Regions from separate parts of the Homo sapiens genome. Here region 2 is linked to region 1. Evidence: read pairs that join two places in POLR2A ChIA-PET (ENCODE). Cell type or tissue: K562. All regions are shown on one strand. Links, peaks and the distances in the headings refer to the core of each region. The heading gives the core; the rest is flanking DNA.

The links. Peaks named below come from ENCODE experiments on the same cell type or tissue, not always from the same donor. Only the 100,000 strongest peaks of a DNase experiment are listed, where the experiment ranks them.
Region 2: POLR2A ChIA-PET joins it to region 1 with 5 read pairs; 1 of 35 experiments calls an interaction of 5 or more read pairs at or near these places.

What each region holds. Positions count from the first base shown.
Region 1 is chr22:19,726,366-19,734,678 of GRCh38, forward strand. It overlaps LOC105372861 (a long non-coding RNA gene), which reads left to right and starts at 1,356. Exons shown (of 3, transcript XR_938005.3): 1 at 1,356-2,335; 2 at 6,078-6,311. RefSeq lists enhancers at 1-226, 4,261-4,555. In K562, for the core only: CTCF peaks have their summits at 1,088 and 4,456 (motif pointing right); DNase peaks (open chromatin) are centred at 4,426, 4,686, 5,297 and 5,579; H3K4me3 peaks cover 783 bases; H3K27me3 peaks cover 873 bases.
Region 2 is chr22:20,202,724-20,211,036 of GRCh38, forward strand. It overlaps LINC02891 (long intergenic non-protein coding RNA 2891), which reads right to left and starts at 2,195. Exons shown (of 4, transcript NR_038460.2): 1 at 1,930-2,195; 2 at 1,610-1,776. It overlaps LINC00896 (long intergenic non-protein coding RNA 896), which reads left to right and starts at 3,609. Exons shown (of 1, transcript NR_026919.1): 1 at 3,609-5,814. It overlaps LOC105372862 (a long non-coding RNA gene), which reads right to left. Exons shown (of 3, transcript XR_938009.3): 1 at 6,422-8,313; 2 at 5,250-5,340; 3 at 3,295-3,522. RefSeq lists enhancers at 575-1,170, 3,726-3,965, 5,174-5,704. In K562, for the core only: CTCF peaks have their summits at 3,687, 4,297 and 5,265; DNase peaks (open chromatin) are centred at 1,297, 3,688 and 4,308; H3K4me3 peaks cover 1,769 bases; H3K27me3 peaks cover 1,272 bases.

The DNA of each region.
Region 1 (8,313 bases), core at 98-8,097:
GCTGTGGGGGCGGTGAGGACGCTGTGGACGCGGTGAGGACGCTGTGGACGCCGTGAGGACGCTGTGGGGACGGTGAGGACGCTGTGGACGCGGTGAGGACGCTGTGGACGCGGCGAGGGAGCTGTCAGGGCGGTGAGGACGCTGTGGACGCGGTGAGGACGCTGTGGACGCGGCGAGGGAGCTGTCGGGGCGGTGAGGACGCTGTGGACGCGGTGAGGACACTGTGGGGACGGTGAGGACGCTGTGGACGCGGTGAGGACGCTGTGGACGCCGTGAGGACGCTGTGGGGGCGGTGAGGACGCTGTCGGGGCGGTGAGGACGCTGTGGGGGCGGTGAGGGCGCTGTGGACGCGGCGAGGGCGCTGTCGGGGCGGTGAGGACGCTGTGGACGCCGTGAGGACGCTGTGGGGGCGGTGAGGACGCTGTCGGGGCGGTGAGGACGCTGTCGGGGCGGTGAGGGCGCTGTGGGGGCGGTGAGGACGCTGTCGGGGCGGTGAGGGCGCTGCGGACGTTGAGGACGCTGTGGACGCAGTGAGGACACTGTGGGGACAGTGAGGACGCTGTGGACGCCGTGAGGACGCTGTCGGGGTGGTGAGGACGCTGTGGGGGCGGTGAGGACGCTGTCGGGGCTGTGAGGGCGCTGTGGACGCGGTGAGGGCGCTGTGGACGCGGTGAGGACGCTGTGGGGGCGGTGAGGACGCTGCGGACATTAAGGACGCTGTGGACGCGGTGACGACACTGTGGGGACGGTGAGGACGCTGTGGACGCCGTGAGGACGCTGTCGGGGCGGTGAGGACGCTGTCGGGGAGGTGAGGACGCTGTGGGGGCGGTGAGGACGCTGTGGGGGCGGTGAGGGCGCTGCGGACGTTGAGGACGCTGTGGACGCGGTGAGGACACTGTGGGGACAGTGAGGACGCTGTGGACGCCGTGAGGACACTGTCGGGGTGGTGAGGACGCTGTGGACGCGGTGAGGACGCTGTCGGGGCTGTGAGGACGCTGTGGGGGCGGTGAGGACGCTGTGGGGGCGGTGAGGACGCTGTCGGGGCGGTGAGGACGCTCTCGGGGCGGTGAGGGCGCTGTGGACCCGATGAGGGCGCTGTGGGGGCGGTGAGGACGCTGTGGACGCGGTGAGGGCGCTGTAGGGGCGATGAGGAGGCTGTGGACGCCGTGAGGACGCTGTGGACGCGGTGAGGACGCTGTGGGGGCGGTGAGGACGCTGTGGGGGCGGTGAAGATGCTGTGGACGCGGTGAGGGCGCTGTGGGGGCGGTGAGGACGCTGCAGATGTTGACGCTGTGGATGCTGTGGGGGTGGCGAGGGCTCTTTGGACGCGGTGAGGACGCTGTGGGGGCGGTGAGGACGCTGCAGATGTTGACGCTGTGGATGCTGTGGGGGTGGCGAGGGCTCCGTGGACGCGGTGAGTACGCTGTGGACAGTGAGGGTGCTGTGGGGACAGTGAGGATGCTCTGGGGGGCAGTGAGGGCGCTGCGCGGACAGTGAGGGTGCTGTGGGGGCAGTGAGGACACGGTAGACAGTGAGGACGCTGTGGGGGCAGTGAGGATGCTTTGGGGGTGGTGAGAACACTCTAGGCAGTGAGGACAGTCCCAGCAGTGTGTCTCGTCCTCTGAGCATGTTCAGGGGCTGGTTCTTGTGGACAGTGCCGGCCTTGAGGACACCAAGAGCATTTCAAGGGTTGGGTTTCCTGATGCAGGGACTGCGGCGTTGGCAGCATTCAGTTCACTAGGGGAGCGTTGGGGCAGGTGACCAGGGCTGGTTCAGGTCTGTTGCTCCATCCGGGATCCCTGGACCATCCGAATGAGAAGATGGCCTCTATGTGACAGAGTCACATGCGGTGGGGGTTCTTGGAGGGCCCCACAGCGATGAGTGGACCTCAGGGGTTGCAGGGTCTCTGGAATCATTGTGTTCTGGAGTGAACTTGCCCCCCCACAGGCTCCACCAACACCCCCAAACCCTCTTCCTGCCATCCCTCCCCATCCCACAGCAGCGGCCCTGGCCCCAGACCCCTTCTGCCAGGGCTCAGGGCTGGCAGCCTGCTCCTGCCAGCCAAGAGCCGTTCCTGTCCCTGCCCACAGCTGCTGCCTTCCCCAGGCTCCCAGGCTGCACCACACGGGGCCTGCATGTTCCTTCTGACTGGCACAAGGTACTCTCCATGCCACTGCTCCTTGCTCATCTCCTGTGCCTCTGGCGAGTCCCCCACCGGGCCACCACTTCCCTCAGGAAGGCCTCTCCGACTGCCCAGACCAGCAAGGGGCTTCTCAGAGTTCTCCAGTCTCTGGCCTCCCACTGCCCTGCCCGGATTCTGGAGCTGAGCAAACAGGTCAGCACATGGTGCCCAACTTAGGAGGTGACTGACGCCTTCCTCACTATTTGGGCTGGCCTGGGGTGCCAGGGACAGGGTTCCTCTGCCACCGTCCATGTGGCCCCCACCTGTCTGGCCTTATGAACAATGGAAACTATTCTCCATGCATCCCAGAGAGGCCCCAGATGAGGAGCCTCAGGTCCTGGCTGCCCGGCCCAGGAAGGCCCTCAGCCCCCAATGGCCATCACTGACCACCACTGACCGGGTCGGGGAGGCTGCCACTGACATGGCCTTTGTCCTGGCCTTTGTGGGACAAGACAGATGGCCCTCCTGTGGGGCTGATGCTATCTCGAGGCTGCCAGTCAGACGTGAGGCAGGAACCACCCCTGCCTTTGTGAGCAGGTGCAGGGCATCCGGCCCATTGTGGGCTGCAGCCGACTGTGGTTGTCCATCCGGCCTTATCACCACATCGAGGACAGTGGCCCCCTTTATACAAATGAACTGCCCAGCTTGCCCTCCCCAGCGGTGGCCTGGCACCTCCAGAGGTCCTAGTGTAGGTCAGAGGTAACCATCGTCATAACACCGTGCATGTGCAACACTCTAAACTCAGTCCAAGCAGGGCAGGGGAGGGGGTGTGCTCCCCACTTTCTCTAAGAAACCAGATCCCAGAAGGGGGCTCTCTGCTGGGCCCCAGAGCATTTTTTGTGTGAACTGGAAACAGGGCTGAGGCAGGCCTCTTGCATCCCTTCTCTGCCTCACTGAGGTCTTTGGGGTGCAAATGTACAGCCCAGGAGAAAGTGGCCCAGGGTCTTAGGTGGCCCCCAGCCAAGAGAAGGACGCTCCTCTGGTCTGTGGGAAAAGGCCCCAGCAGGAGATAGGGGGAGTGGGCAGCCCACTGCTTGCAAGGCTTGAGGTCTCCTGGGCCAGTGTGTCGCTCAGGGGGTGGCAGGGGGGGCCCTGAAGGGCAGGAGCTGCAGAGGCAGAGGGACTCCTGTTGAGGAAAGCTACTGGAATCACTGTGTGGTTAGACCTAAGGAAGAACTTCCTGCCTGCTGGTCGGCGGGGCAGCCGAACCCTATGATTCCTCCACAATCCCTCCTCTTGCCGGCTCTCCGTGGTTTAGACTGGTTCGTGCCAAGGTACTGACTGTGGAAGGCACAGGGCTTCCCTCGCTGGCTGACCTTCCTTGGCTGCCTGGGAGCCCCCAGTCCCCATGCCTGACTCTGAGCTGACCCTCCACACACTGACCCTGGGGCCTCAGCCTCCAAGGGGTGTGGGGAAGTGAGTAGTCCCAGTTCAGTATACCTGAATGGCCCTGTGGGGACGGGAGAAAGGCACACCCTCCCTGCAGATCTGGGCACCACCTTGATCCCAGCATTGTCCTTCATTTCACAGACAACACACCTGCCCCAGGACCCCCTCCCCACTGATGAGCTGGGCCCCTCTGTGACCTCAGACTCTTCCTTCTAGGCAGGAACAGGTTGGGGGTCCCGTCTCCAAGCCCTGCCTGGACCCCGCACCTCCAGTCCCAGGCTAGCTGATTCAGGGCTCCTTGCCCTGCAGCCCAAGGGCCCTCTCACCACCATTGCCCACCCCACCTCCCTGGGCTCCTGGGATCTCAGCCTTAGGTCAAGGCCCAGCCCTGGTGCACCCTCCCCCATGGGCCAGGCCCTCCATGCCTTTGCCCGCGCCAGTCCCTCCACGGGGCACGCCCTTCCCGCTGTGGCTACTCCTCAATCTTAGAGGCCCCTCCCAAGCCCATTCTCACAGAGCTTCCTAGGCCTGCCCTGGCCTGACACATAGTGCAGGACAGTGTCCAGGCCTGTGTCCCCAAGACCCATCTGGGGTTCAAGCCACATCTTGGGCCTATACACAGCCAGCTAGTGAGTGAGCGAGCGAGTGAGTGAGGCCCTGCAAGATGGTCATCTGTCTTGTCCCGCAAAGGCCAAGACAAACGCCGTGTCAGCGGCAGCCTCTCCAACCCAGTCTGTGATGGCCAGTGGTGGTCAGTGAGGGCTGGGCCGCGAGGCTCACAGCTCAGGCCGCACCCGCCGGTTTCACAGACCGGCCAGGAAGCTCCCAGGGCGAGGGCCTAGTCGTGTCCTCCCCATGGGCGAGCAACCCTAGGCAGGCACCAGAGGGCGCTCGCGGTCTGCAGAAAACGCTGGCTAAGGGGGGAGCGCGGAAAGAGGTGGGCACTGTGGGTGCAGACAGCTGGGGTCCGCGGAGAAACGAAGGCCTGGAGCGGGGGCGCTGGGTTGTCCAGGCTGGCGGCGAGCTGCACCGAGTGGGACGGGCAGGCTGCCCCTAGTGAGGGCGGGGAGGGTGTCGCCGCGTGGCGGCTGACAGACGGGGCGGGATGAGCGTAGCCCCCGCCCCTGCCCTGGTGCACTGACAGCCTGTCAGCCGGGAAGATAAGGGACTTCTTCCGCTGGGCGTGGGGTGGGGGTCAACCCAGGTGCGCTGTCCCCCTCCCGCTGGTGTTTGCTCGGTAAACACTTATTGGGCCCCGGGCTGTGCACACCGCCGCGGGGGAGGGGCGGGCGACCTGAAGGCCTGGACTCCATGGCCTCTGCCAGGGATGCCGGGTCCATGGGCCATCAATGATGCAGGAAAAGAGGCTCTGTCACCTCTGGCCCCGCCTGGAGAGAGTTGCCTGTGGGGTCCTTCGTGGGCCCCCTCCAGCCTGGGGTGGCCCTAGCCTCAGCTTCAGAGCTGGGCTGACCCCCGACTAGCCGAGGCATTAATGGGGCCCCGTGGAGGAGGTCCTGGGAAGGTCTGGGGAGCTGAAGTCCTGGCCACGTGGGGGGGACTGCACCCCCTGCCCAGACGGAGCAACAACATTGGGGTGGGTGGCGGGGCCCTGGGGGCCCATAGCTCAGCGCAGCGTCTGCGCCCACCCCCTGTGTTTCCGATGGAAGACAGGCTGAAGGTGATAAATCACCAGGTCCCACCCCCACCCACCCTGCCAACGGGTGGGGAAGGGGGGCTGCATGTGACAGAGATGGGGACCGAGACAGAGATGGGAGCCAGGTCTAGAGGAGAGACCAGAGACAGTGGCACTGTGGTGGCCCCGTTGACACGGGCCAGGACCCTTGCTTGGGTGTCTGGCCTCCCCGCTCTGGGCGCCCCTTCCACAAAGCCCATCTGGAAACCAGCTGAGAGCCACCGTACCCCCACCCCGGCTGACCCCCAACAGGGAGGTAGAGGAGGGAGGGAGACCTTTGCAGCCATAACTCCGTCCCCCGCCTGCCCGCCCCCAGGAGGACCATAAATCAGCAGGGGCTCTCAAAGCACTACCTCCACAGGCTGAAGGGAGGGCTTCAGGGCCACTGGTCTTAGGGACTAGGCCTGTCCTTGGCTGTGTCTGTCCCTCTTTAAACAGCCCTCAGGCTGAGGCAGGCATATCACTTGAGGCCAGGAGTTCAAGACCAGCCTGGCCATCATGGTGAAACCCTGCCTCTACTAAAAATACAAAAATTAGCCGGGCGTGGTGGTGTTGGGCACCTGTAATCCCAGCTACTCTGGAGGCTGCAGGGGGAGGATGGCTTGAGCCCAGGAGGCAGAGGTTGCAGTGACCCCAGATCACGCCACTGCACGCCAACCTGGGTGACAGAGCTAAACTCTGTCTCAAAAAAATAAAATAAAAATAAACAGCCCTGAGGGGAACCCCAGTGGCCCCCACACCCAGCACAGTCGAACTGACTGAGCACTGTCTACACTGGATGTACACACTCACATCCTCACTTTCTCTCTCCAGACAGGAAACGTCTGCAGGGAGCAACTCTGTGTCCTCATCAGGAGACCCCCTGTTGCTGGCCCCTCAGGAACTAGGGATCAGCATGTCCTACCCAGTGAAGCCCTCCTGGGGGTCTTCTCTGCCCATAGGAAATGCCTCCTTCTATCCTGTCTTCCTGTCACCACCACCCCCCAGGGTACTGAGGGCCAGCTGGACAAAAGGTGGTGAGAGATGGGCCAGGTGGATCCCCCGCAGGTGAGCGCACCCCACACACATACACACAGGGCAGGTGCAGAGTCAGTACCCAGTGGGAGAGGCTTGAGAGGGCCTGGGGGAGTGCTCCCTGGAGCTGTGGGGTGTGCTCAGCAGCCTAGTTCTAGCCGGGCCGGCCTCAGCAACCCCTGTCCAGGGTCTAGCCTACAGACATTCCCAGGGTTCCCGTGGTGGGCATAAGGGCATTGTACACAAGGAAACACAGATGTCCACCGTGACATCACCCCAGCTTGTCTCAAAGAGCCGTGGGGTTGGGGATGAGGGCTGCTTCTTGTCTAGAAAGACCTTCAGAGATGTTGGAATTCTGTGCCTGAGACAGGCACTGACTGTCACTGGGCTGGCCTGGGCCTGGTTACCTGGACTGTCGCCTTCATCCTCAGAGCAAACCCTTGAGTCTAGCACTAGCGATGTCTCAGGGGAGGGTTCAGAGTGTGCAGCAGCTGGAAGTGTGCTCAGCTCAGCCTGTAGGAGGGTCTGGCTTTTCCAGAATGTCCCAGGGAGAAGAGCGCAAGGGGAGTAGGGTGCTGGGGTGTGCAGGGGAGCCCATCTCCCGTCATCCATTCACGTTCAATCATTCATACCAGTGTGCAGACCTGTCTGGAGCCTGCCGGCTGCCAGGGTCAAGGGCTGGGGGGGTGCAGATCCCTTGGCCCCAGACCCCCACCTGGCAGAGGCACTTCACTCCTCTTCCATCCCTCCTGAGAGGGCCAGCTCCCTCCTCCCCGCACTGGGATTCCCCCTAGTACGAAGTCCTCTGGGGCTCACCTAGGTGTATTTAAGCATGTCTGACAAATTGAGGGACTCCAGGCCTAACAGACTGGAAATGGGCCGGGAAGGCGAGGGCTCACTCAACCACAGGGACCAGTCTGCCCTGCCCTTCCCAGGCCGCCCAGGTGTGACTCTCTCCACTCTCTTTGTCCCAGCCACGCAGGACCTTAGGGCCAGCCCTGCAAGGTCACTGCACTCCTGGTGGGGTACAGGAACCCTCAAAGATGGGAGGATCTGGAAGGGAAGCCATTGAACTTTGCCTGATGGACCCATGGGATGTGGGGGCACAGACCCCAGCTGGGCACCAGCAGGTCCCCATTTGGCTGGACCATGTTGACAGAATTAGGGTGCCCACTCCTGGGAGGAAAGCCTCAGTCTATGGCTGGAGGTCCAGTGAGCCAGGGGTGAGGGTCCCAGGGCAGCATCAGCCCACAGAGCAGACCAAGGCTTCTGCCAACTGCATTGCACCATGTGGCAGCTGTACCTGCCAGTCAGGGGATCCCAAGCTGGGGTGGGGCTTCAAGGAGGTGCCTACGGGCAGATCCAGGGCCGAGCTCTGCCCGGGTGTCTGCTTCAAAATCTATTTTGATGTGCTTTGTATTTGGGGAGTTGCTTTTCTCTATGCTTTGTTTATTTAAAGATGCTATTGAAGAGTTCCAGCCAAACTTTGTAAATGCCGAGGAACGGGCTGCTGTCTGAGCAGGGCTGGGGAGGGTAGGAGCCCCTGACAGCCGCCTGTCCCAGCATGCCCACCCCGTGCCCTTATTGCCCACTGAAGGTGCTCGCGCGGCACCAACTGCACTGGCTTCCTCCAGGAGGGTAGCCTGGGGGCTAGGGCCAGAGAGGCACCAGTACGCAGAGCAGTACGTGAGGCCAAGGACCTGGTCACTCTGAGACCAAGCAGGTTCCAGGCATCTATGCTGAGGGGAGTGGGAGACCACTGACTTTCTTTGTGGCAAAAGTGGGGATGGACCTGTTTGTGTGAGCTCAGGGCCTCTCTTGGCACTAAATGCCTCTCTTGGCCACCCTCTGCCCTGGGGTCCTTGGCATGGGACTCTCTGGTATGGGAATCCCAGGTCTATGGAATGTTAGTCTATGAGTCCCTGGTCTGGGGTTCTGAGCCTGAAGAGTCCTGCTCTGGGTGTCTCAGGTCAGCAGGTCTCTGACAGGTGTCTGCTCAGGGTCCATAGTCTAGGGGTCAGTGATCTGGCCTTTT
Region 2 (8,313 bases), core at 108-8,107, 480 kb after region 1:
GATCACCGCGGTGGAGTTTCCAGTCGCAGATGCCCTTGGCAGGGGCTGTGGGACTGCAGGGGAGACGGAGGTCTGGGCCCTACCATGTGGGGGCAGCATGCAGGAGGGGCCCATTCCTGCCCCCCGGCAATACAAGAAGCCTACGGGGGTGCCCAGGGGTCAGGGACCTGAGAGATGTGCTCACTGAGACCTAGCATGCTCACCCCCAGCTGCCAGAGGGGGTAGTTCCCAAAGAGGGGCAGGCCCTCAGAGTGAGCTCCTGTCCTGAGATGGGCAAGGGAATATTCCTGGGACACTGCAGAACTGTTACCAAGCCAGGCACAGATGGGGCCAGGCCCCTCGGCCTCTAAGACAAGGCCGGCCCATGGATGGAGCACGATGGCCCTGACCTTGGGCACAGACCCGACGATTGAGTGAGATGGAGACACAGGCTTGGCTTGTCCCCAAGAAGAAAGAGGCACAGAAGCAGCTACAGAGTTTCTTGCTTCCCTGTTTGGGTTGCTGCTGGCTCAGGTACCACAGCTGGCAACAGAAACAGAGGTCAAGGCCCAGAGGGAGGGAGGGGTCGGGTCTGCTTTGTCCAGGGCTGGCTGGCCCCAGGAGGGCCCCGAAGCTGTGGCAGAAGCAGGTACCAGATGGTCAGTGTAGCACTGTGGCTAGCACCCAAAACTGGACATGGGCTGGGAGCAGCCTGAGATGCAGGGCAGAGGACAGCAAGCCACGAGTCTGAATGGCCCCTGTTCTGGAGGCAGTGCTGGGAGGTGGAGGCTGGAGGGGGTGTCTCGCAGAGCCTGGTCTGCTGAGACATAGGCTGGGACAGGCTGCTGGGTGTACTGTCCCTGGGAAGTGCAAGGTGGCGAGTCAGGAAGGCCCCAGGAGCAGGGTTGGGGCAGGAGCCAGTGAGCAGGGCAGGACCCTCATCTGGAGGGGCTGGGGGAGGTCTCCAGTCTGGGATGGGGGTGTTCCCGGCACCAGCCCAGTGTTTCTGGTGCAGCAGCCACGTCATTATGGTTGGAATGTGACCCCATTAGCCCTGGGGCGGGGCTGTTCAACATCCTGAGGATAATTGATCAGAGGGAGGAGGGGCTGCACCGCTTCCTAGCAGGTTGAGTTAATTATCAGCCTGCATTAGCACTTGACCTGTGGCATGTGTCAACTCATTACTGCTAATTGCAGGGACTCAGTGACCTCTCCGAACTTCTGTCACCCCTGTCACGGCCCCTGCCCTGTGGAGGCCTGTGGAATGGGAAGTGGGGAGGGGAAGGAGAAGGGGGCGGAGTCAGCCGGAGCCTCCTGGCCAGGCCTGGAGTCACCCTGTCCTGCCACAGCTCTCATGGGTTTAGAGTGGGCCCTGGGGCAGAGGGTTTGCAAGGATAGGGGTGGGTGGCTCTGCCGAGGGCGGTGTTCTGAGTAGGTCTCATTCCCCAGTCTGCCCAGCCTGGCCCCACCCCAGCTCTGCTGCCCTGTTACTTTGTCCCCCTGTGTTCACCCTCCACTTCCTGCCGGGGACACTCCAAGGCCTGCCAAGGTTGGAGCAGGGGTGGGACTCAGCCATTCAACAAACGCTTCCTTGGTTATGCAGGGCTGGGCATTGGGGTGGGGGGCTGACCTGGACCCTCCAAGACATCAGATTGTCCAACTGCTCAGTTTTCATTGGGGCAAGTGCCTCGCTGAGGGTGAAGGGGGCTGTGAGTGCCCATCAGGGAGCCTGGACAGGTCCCGCCTCTCACAGCTGTCCCACTCTCTGGAGCTGCCTTGGTGGCAGATGGCACTGTCCTAGAAAGGTGAGGCTGGAGCTGTCTCTTCCACCAGGGGTGGCCAAGGACGCTTCCAGGGTCTTCCATGCAGGCCTCCAGGGTCACCCTGGGCGTGGCTGAGGGCATGCAGACCACGCTGTGCTCCCCCCCACCCCCCATGCCCGTCGCTTGCCTGACATGCTCCTCAGCTGTCTTGCCCCGCAGAAGCTGTGTGGTCTCCCCTGTGAGTAGAGTCGGGCTCCATGATCCTCCGGAGCAGCGCCAGGGACTCTCCCCAGGCACAATTTTAAAGGGGGCCCTAGGACCTGCCAGGTCCACGGAAGTGGTCCTTGTAACTCTCTCCCTGGTGGCAGCCTCTGGTGCATTCCGGCAGGGGCAGCCCCTCCTCATCACAGGGACCCTGTGTGCCAGGCCCCAGCTGCGTTGCCGCTGAATTATGGATTTAATAGCAGAGAAGCCTTGCAGGCCGCCTGTGCTGGCTCGGGAAACCGGGGCCCAGCCGGGGCCTGTCACGGTCCTGGTGCCGCCCTGCTTCCTGTCGGCGCCACGGAGCAAGCGGAGAGATTTATCTTCCCGGCTTTAAGAGGTACTAACGGAGGAGGCTGAGAGGCAGGAGCTGAATAATTGATGGCCTTCTCTGGCTCAGGATCTGCTGAAAATGACACGGTGCAAGGCAGAGGGGCTGAGAGTGCTGACCACAAAATGCTGAGAAGCCACTCCAGGGCGGTCACGGCCAGAAGGAGGACCCCCACTCAGGACGGGGTCACAGGCATTTGGGGCGGGTGTCAGAGGCTCCTGCCCTGGGTCATTCCAGGGGGCCAGGATACCCAGAAGCTGGGCCTAGAGGCCCACAGGGCTGGCTCACCCCCACTTCCCTCTCACACGCCTGCCATCACCGGTGCTTCAGCCCAGCAACCCCATGGCTCGTTGGCCCCGTCCACAGCCCCCACTGCCTCCTGTGTGCTGGGCGTGGGCCTCTGAGCTCTACTCTCAGCCTCCTTAGCCCCAGGAGAGGAGTGGAGGACAGGGGTTTAACGTGGGGTGTGGTGCGGAGCGGGGAGGGCTGTGGCGCCCCCTCAGCCCCTCCTTTCCTAACAGCCTCAGCCTCCCCCCTGGAGAATCCCCTACCTGCTGGGCACATCTGGCCTCTCCCCACCATTCTGTCTCCAGCCGGGAGATCTCTACCCAGTGAAACAGTGAAACAGGAAGGGTTCCCTGGTTACCCCGCGCAGGGCGCAGGGCATGCAGCGGGGGAGTGGCTCGCTTCTTCAGTGCCCCACCGCTCACACCTCTAGGGGAGCATACAGACGGGCAGGCTGTGGGGCTCTGACCCCATGGCAGTGTCTGGGGGTGAATGTTTACAGCTCTTGAAACCCCAGTGGGAGTGCGTTACCGGGTGGTCTTTTAGTCTAGCGGTCTGTAGGTGGCTGGTGAGAGTGAGCTCAATTAGACCCCTGCCTTATAACAAGGACAGAGGAATTTCTGTATCCCAGGGTTTCTTGCCTTGGTGTACCAAAAAATTGGATCACACGTGGGCTTGGAGAATGAGTGCAAGGTTTTATTGAGTGGAAGTAGCTCTCAGCAGATGGGGGAGCCAGAGGGGAGATGGTTTTCCCCTGGAGTCAGGCAACATTCTCGGGATGTCCAGCAGCTTGTCTTCTTCCACCAGTGTGTTCCTCTCCCCACACAGAGGCTTCTGTCTCTGCCTTGCTAGGGTCTTGGGTTTTTATAGGCATAGGATGGAGGCATGGCAGGCCAGGGTGGTCTTGGGAAATGCAACATTTGGGCAGGAAATGCCTGTCCTCACCTAGGTTCGTGGGGGTGGAGCCCTAGGCAGGGACCACGCCCTTCTCTACGGAGCACTTCCCGTCCCTCCTCTGTATCATTTAAAGGGACCACGCTTTTCCCTTCTCAGCACTTCCTTTCCGTATCAACAGGAGGCCAGGGACTGGCTGGACCCCTAGGAGCCAGGTCCTACGGATAGGTGAGCCGGCCCCCCAGGGCAAACACCTCCACTGGGCAGACCTGACTGCCCAGAGCTGGATTCTTTACTTGTAAAAGGGGCCATGAGTGACACAGGCTCGGCCTGCTGTGCCTTGAGGAAAGGAGAGGCTAAAAATTCTGCCTTCTCTCCTAAAGCCAGCCGGGCTCTTTATGGTGGGGGAAGGAAGGATTTGTTTATTTGCACTCTTCTGAAATAAAAGTTCTCTATCCTCCCTCCTGGCTGGAGTTGGGAGGGCCCCATGGGTGGGCTCTGAGATGTGGCACACGGTACCCAGGGCAGGGCTGGGAAGGGTGGGGTGCAGGGGCCTCCCTGGCTGCAGGGCCCACCCACCAGGTGCCTGGGCTTGCTGCACTGAGCAGGCATGGGCTCTGGCCCCCCTCACTGTCCCTTCCAGGCCCAGCCTGTGTTCAGGGCCCAGGACAGGGTCTGGCCAGCAGGCCCCAGGCCTCCAAGATGTTCTCAGCCTCTGGAGTGTGTGTGATGATGAGCACTCATGGAGCTTCCTGTATGCTGGGCCCTGGGCTTCTGAGAGGGCCACCGGGTGGCGACTGAGTCACGAGGTGGAGGGCCAGTCCCAGGGACTCCAGGTGACCTCGTGTCGGCACCACGCCCTTCTCCCATGGGCAGTCCTGGGCGCCCCTTCCTGGCCTTGGGCCCAGTGGCCTGTGGCCTGACCCCGTCCACTCCTGCTTGGTTGTCCCAGCAGCAGCAGGAGCCCATGCTGGAGAAGGTGTTATGGGGCAGGTGGAGGGCCCGGCTGACTCAGATGATCCCCCAAGTTTCTTTTCAATGAACACTTGTTTAGTGCAGTTTTTCCTCCTCAAATCCCCCTCACACAGGCAGACACCCTCTTGGCCCAGGGTAATCTGCTGAGCCTTTGCTCAAATATAGCAGCTTTGCTGCTTTCTAAACACAACTAATCCAATTTGGGATTTGGGGATTCGAGGTGGGCAGCACTGGGCCTCAGATGAGCCCCCATCACCCCAGACCCATGCAGGAAGAGCCAGGCAGGGTGGGGCCCTGGGGCCACCTGGTGGGCTCAGGGCCAGGGCATCGCGATGTCCCCATCCTTCACACTACGGGGCTTCCTGGCTGCAGAGTTGGGGACTCAGCTGGGAATGCTGGCCATAGAGGCAGAGAGCCCCCATCCTGCTGGGCCAGCCCTGACCTGGCTTCTCCAGGGTGGCCCAGTGTCCCCTTCTGCCCTTCCCCTGGCTCCCACCGTCCACATCCCTCTATCTGCCCACCCTGGACAACAACCAGCACAGTGCAGTGTGGCCCTGCAGTGACACCACCTGCAGAGAGGTCAGGCCCAGCCTCCCCCGTCTCCTAAAAGGCCAGCAGGTCCCAGGAGCTGGGGGTGGGGCCTGGCTGTGGGGCCTCCATGCCCCAGGGGCCAGGGCAGACCCTCCTTAGCCGGCAACCACTGCAGATTCCTCCCCTGGCCAGCACTCGGGGACCTCCCTGCCCCTGCCCCGTCCCCCTACCTTGCCTGCTGAGACATAGGGCTCCACGGGTCTCTCTCCTGGGGCCGGGCTGACTGTGGCCTGCGAGGGGCAGTCATCGTGTTGGGTTTTCCTGCCAGAGGCAGAAACCACAAAATTACCTGGAACATACACGCCCCAAGTGACAGATTCAATTCAATTCCACAAATATTGACCTCGCGTCTAATCCACTCGTCCTCCAGTGCCAGCTCATTCCTGAGAAGCCCAGCCTGGCAGCCGCAGATCCCATTTAATCCCAGCCCCACAATGTCACCAGCTCGCAGCTTGGGAGCTGGGCTCATCCAGGCCCTGGCAGGTGGGGCCAGAGCTGGGCTCTGACCTCTGTACCCACACTTACCACCATGTAAAGTGCTGGGAAGAGGGGTGGGGAGTCACGGCAAGTTGAGGGTCCAGGCTTGCCCCAGCTCGCCAGATGCTCGCCCTGGCTGCCCTGACCTAGCAGCTAATCTCTGCGGGGCACTGCGGCTACATGGTGACTCCAGCACGGGGACATTTATCAGAAATGGAACTGATGGATTAAAGTGGAACCAAGCGAATTGATTTTTCTCCCTGGGCACTGAAATGCTGCGCTTAATCAAGCGATCAACTCCGTGGGCAGGGTGGCTGTGGGGACGGAGGTGGGGGACAAGGGGATGGTGGCCATGGTGGGGACTGAAAGGTGGCTATGGGGACAGATGAGGTGAGCCAGGTGGCCCTGGGGTCGAGCTCCAGCCCAGCCTCTGGCAAAGAGGCCCTGTGTGCAGAAGTCCGGGTGTGATGCCCTCCCCCCACCGATTGTGTGATACCGGCCAGTCCTGTCCCGGCTGAGCCTCGGTGGCCTTGATGTAACCCTGTGGGGTCTGGTGGCAGGGACTGATTCACTCATTTGCTCATTCATTCATGTGTTTGACACACACTGCAGCAAAGGAAAGGTGAGAGCAGCCACAGGCTGGCCAGGGACGATTCAGACTTCAGAGTGTAGCGTGCCCGCCCCTCCTCTTGTGAGGTCCAGCCTTGGTGTGTGTGGATTCCCAGGCACCCTCCAGGTCCACCCTCCACTCTGCAGTGCCCCGCCCACCTGTCCACATACTCTGTTCTGTGGTTTGATCGCCATCCTTCTGCTCTGCGGCCAACTGGATGGCCCAAGCGGACTGAGTTGGGCAGGGTGGTCATACCTGTGGAGCCTGTGGCTGTGGTTGGAGGCCCCGTGGGCAGCTGAGGCAGCCTGGGTGGGCATGTCCCACTGGGACTTAAGCCCCTAGGTGGGCTGTCCGAAGTGACTCCTGAGTGGCTGGGGTGTGCTGTCCTTCCAGCCTGGCCGTGGTGGCTGGGTGGTGTTGGAAGGCACTGAAGGAAGGGCAGGTGAATTCGTGCTGGACCTGGTCTCAGTGCCATGGGCCCCAGGAGCCCATGACATCACTGGCCTCATGGACTGTGGGGATTAACCCTGTCACTGGACACCCCCAACACACCCCCTCCAAAAGAAAGGTGTTGGCACAAGTGAAACCCCTTGAGTGATGGCTGGGATTTCAAGCTCCAGACTGGTCCCCACTAGGAAGCTCTGGGTCTGGCTGGTGGAGCAATGTGTACCCGCGCCTCTGCGTCTCCCTGCATCTGGCAGCCCTCCCAACAGGGCTCATGTGGGGTGCAGTGAAGCAGCAAAGCCCCCCACCCCACCCCACCCCAGACTAAACACAGGCTGTAGACCTGGCCCAGGGTGAGAAGGGCCCCTGTGGACCACCTACCCAGGTGGTCTGTGGCAGCCTCTCCCAGCTTTCGGTCCAGGTGGCCCAGGGAGGTGGCAGCCCTGACCCTTCCTGGCGATACCCTGATTGATCATAGTGAAACACTGAGCTGGGAGAGCCAGGGGCACCCAGGGCTGAGCTCCCGGGGCAGCTCCCAGGAGCTGCAAGTGGACCTGGCACTAGGAAGGAGCAGTCCACCGAGCACCTAGGCCAGGGCCCGGGACGGTGCCAGGCACCAGCTGAGGCCCTGCCAGGCCAGCCGCATCTTCACATTCAAGACCCCAGGCCCCAGCCACGGCTCTGAGCTCTGGGTGTCTGCAGCCACGGTTGGCAGGGTGGGCCCCACCTTGCCCTGACTGGGCCACGGACTGGTGTGAAGAGCTCTAAATTTCACTTACTCCCCCAAAGTAGAAGTGGCCTAGGACTGTGTGGTGGCTCCTGGTCTCCAGAACCCTGCCAGGCTCCAGGGCAAGCAGGGAAGTCAGGCTTAGCTGCAGGGCAGCACCTGTCTGCACACCCCGTCCTGCCACGCTCCCTGCAGGGACCTCCGCCTGTTGTCCATGGTCCAGCTTGCTGGATGGGGCAGCAGCTCCTACACTCAGAGCTCTGCCATCCCCAGCCCCAGGCCAGGCTCTCCCCACAGCCCGTTAGGCCCTGACGTCCCCTGACAACCAGGAGTTGGACAGGCCTGGCCCCCAGGCTGCCCCACACTGCCATGAGGACCCCAGCTGGCTGAGTCCCATGTCCAGGCTCACTTCCTCTGTCCCTGCAGCAGTGAGCACCTGGGACCATCATGGTGAGCACCACCCACCTTGCCCCTTGGCCCATACTCGGGGACCTGGGTTCCCCAGGTGATCAGGGTGGCCTGCAGGGCCTGAGGTGGCCATGCCAGCCAAACTCCCCCTGCCCCACAACTGGGTCACCTCTTCACCCTCCCGCAGCCCTTGGGAACCCAGTGAGCTCCTCCCCCTTGCTGCTTTGTGAGTGCTGGCAGTCCTGGGTTGCTGTCCTGGAGCTCCAAGACCTCCCTTCTGGAAGGCTGGGGCTTCCTGGTGGAAGATCCCGCTCACCTCAGCTGTGGCGTGGGCCTGGGCTTCAGCCTGGGGCAGCCCTCATGGGCAACTGCTTCAGACTGGACCCCATGTGCTGGGGTGGCCAGGGCTGTGCATGGCAGGTTCAGGGCACAGGGTGCAGGCAAGGGTGTGAGGGTGTGGGAGGGCTTCAGTGGGAGGCCCTGATGCTGAGCAGACACAGTACAGCCTGGTAAACAAGGCTCGTGTGCTGGGCACTCATCGATCTTGGCCATTCGGGCCTGGCCAACA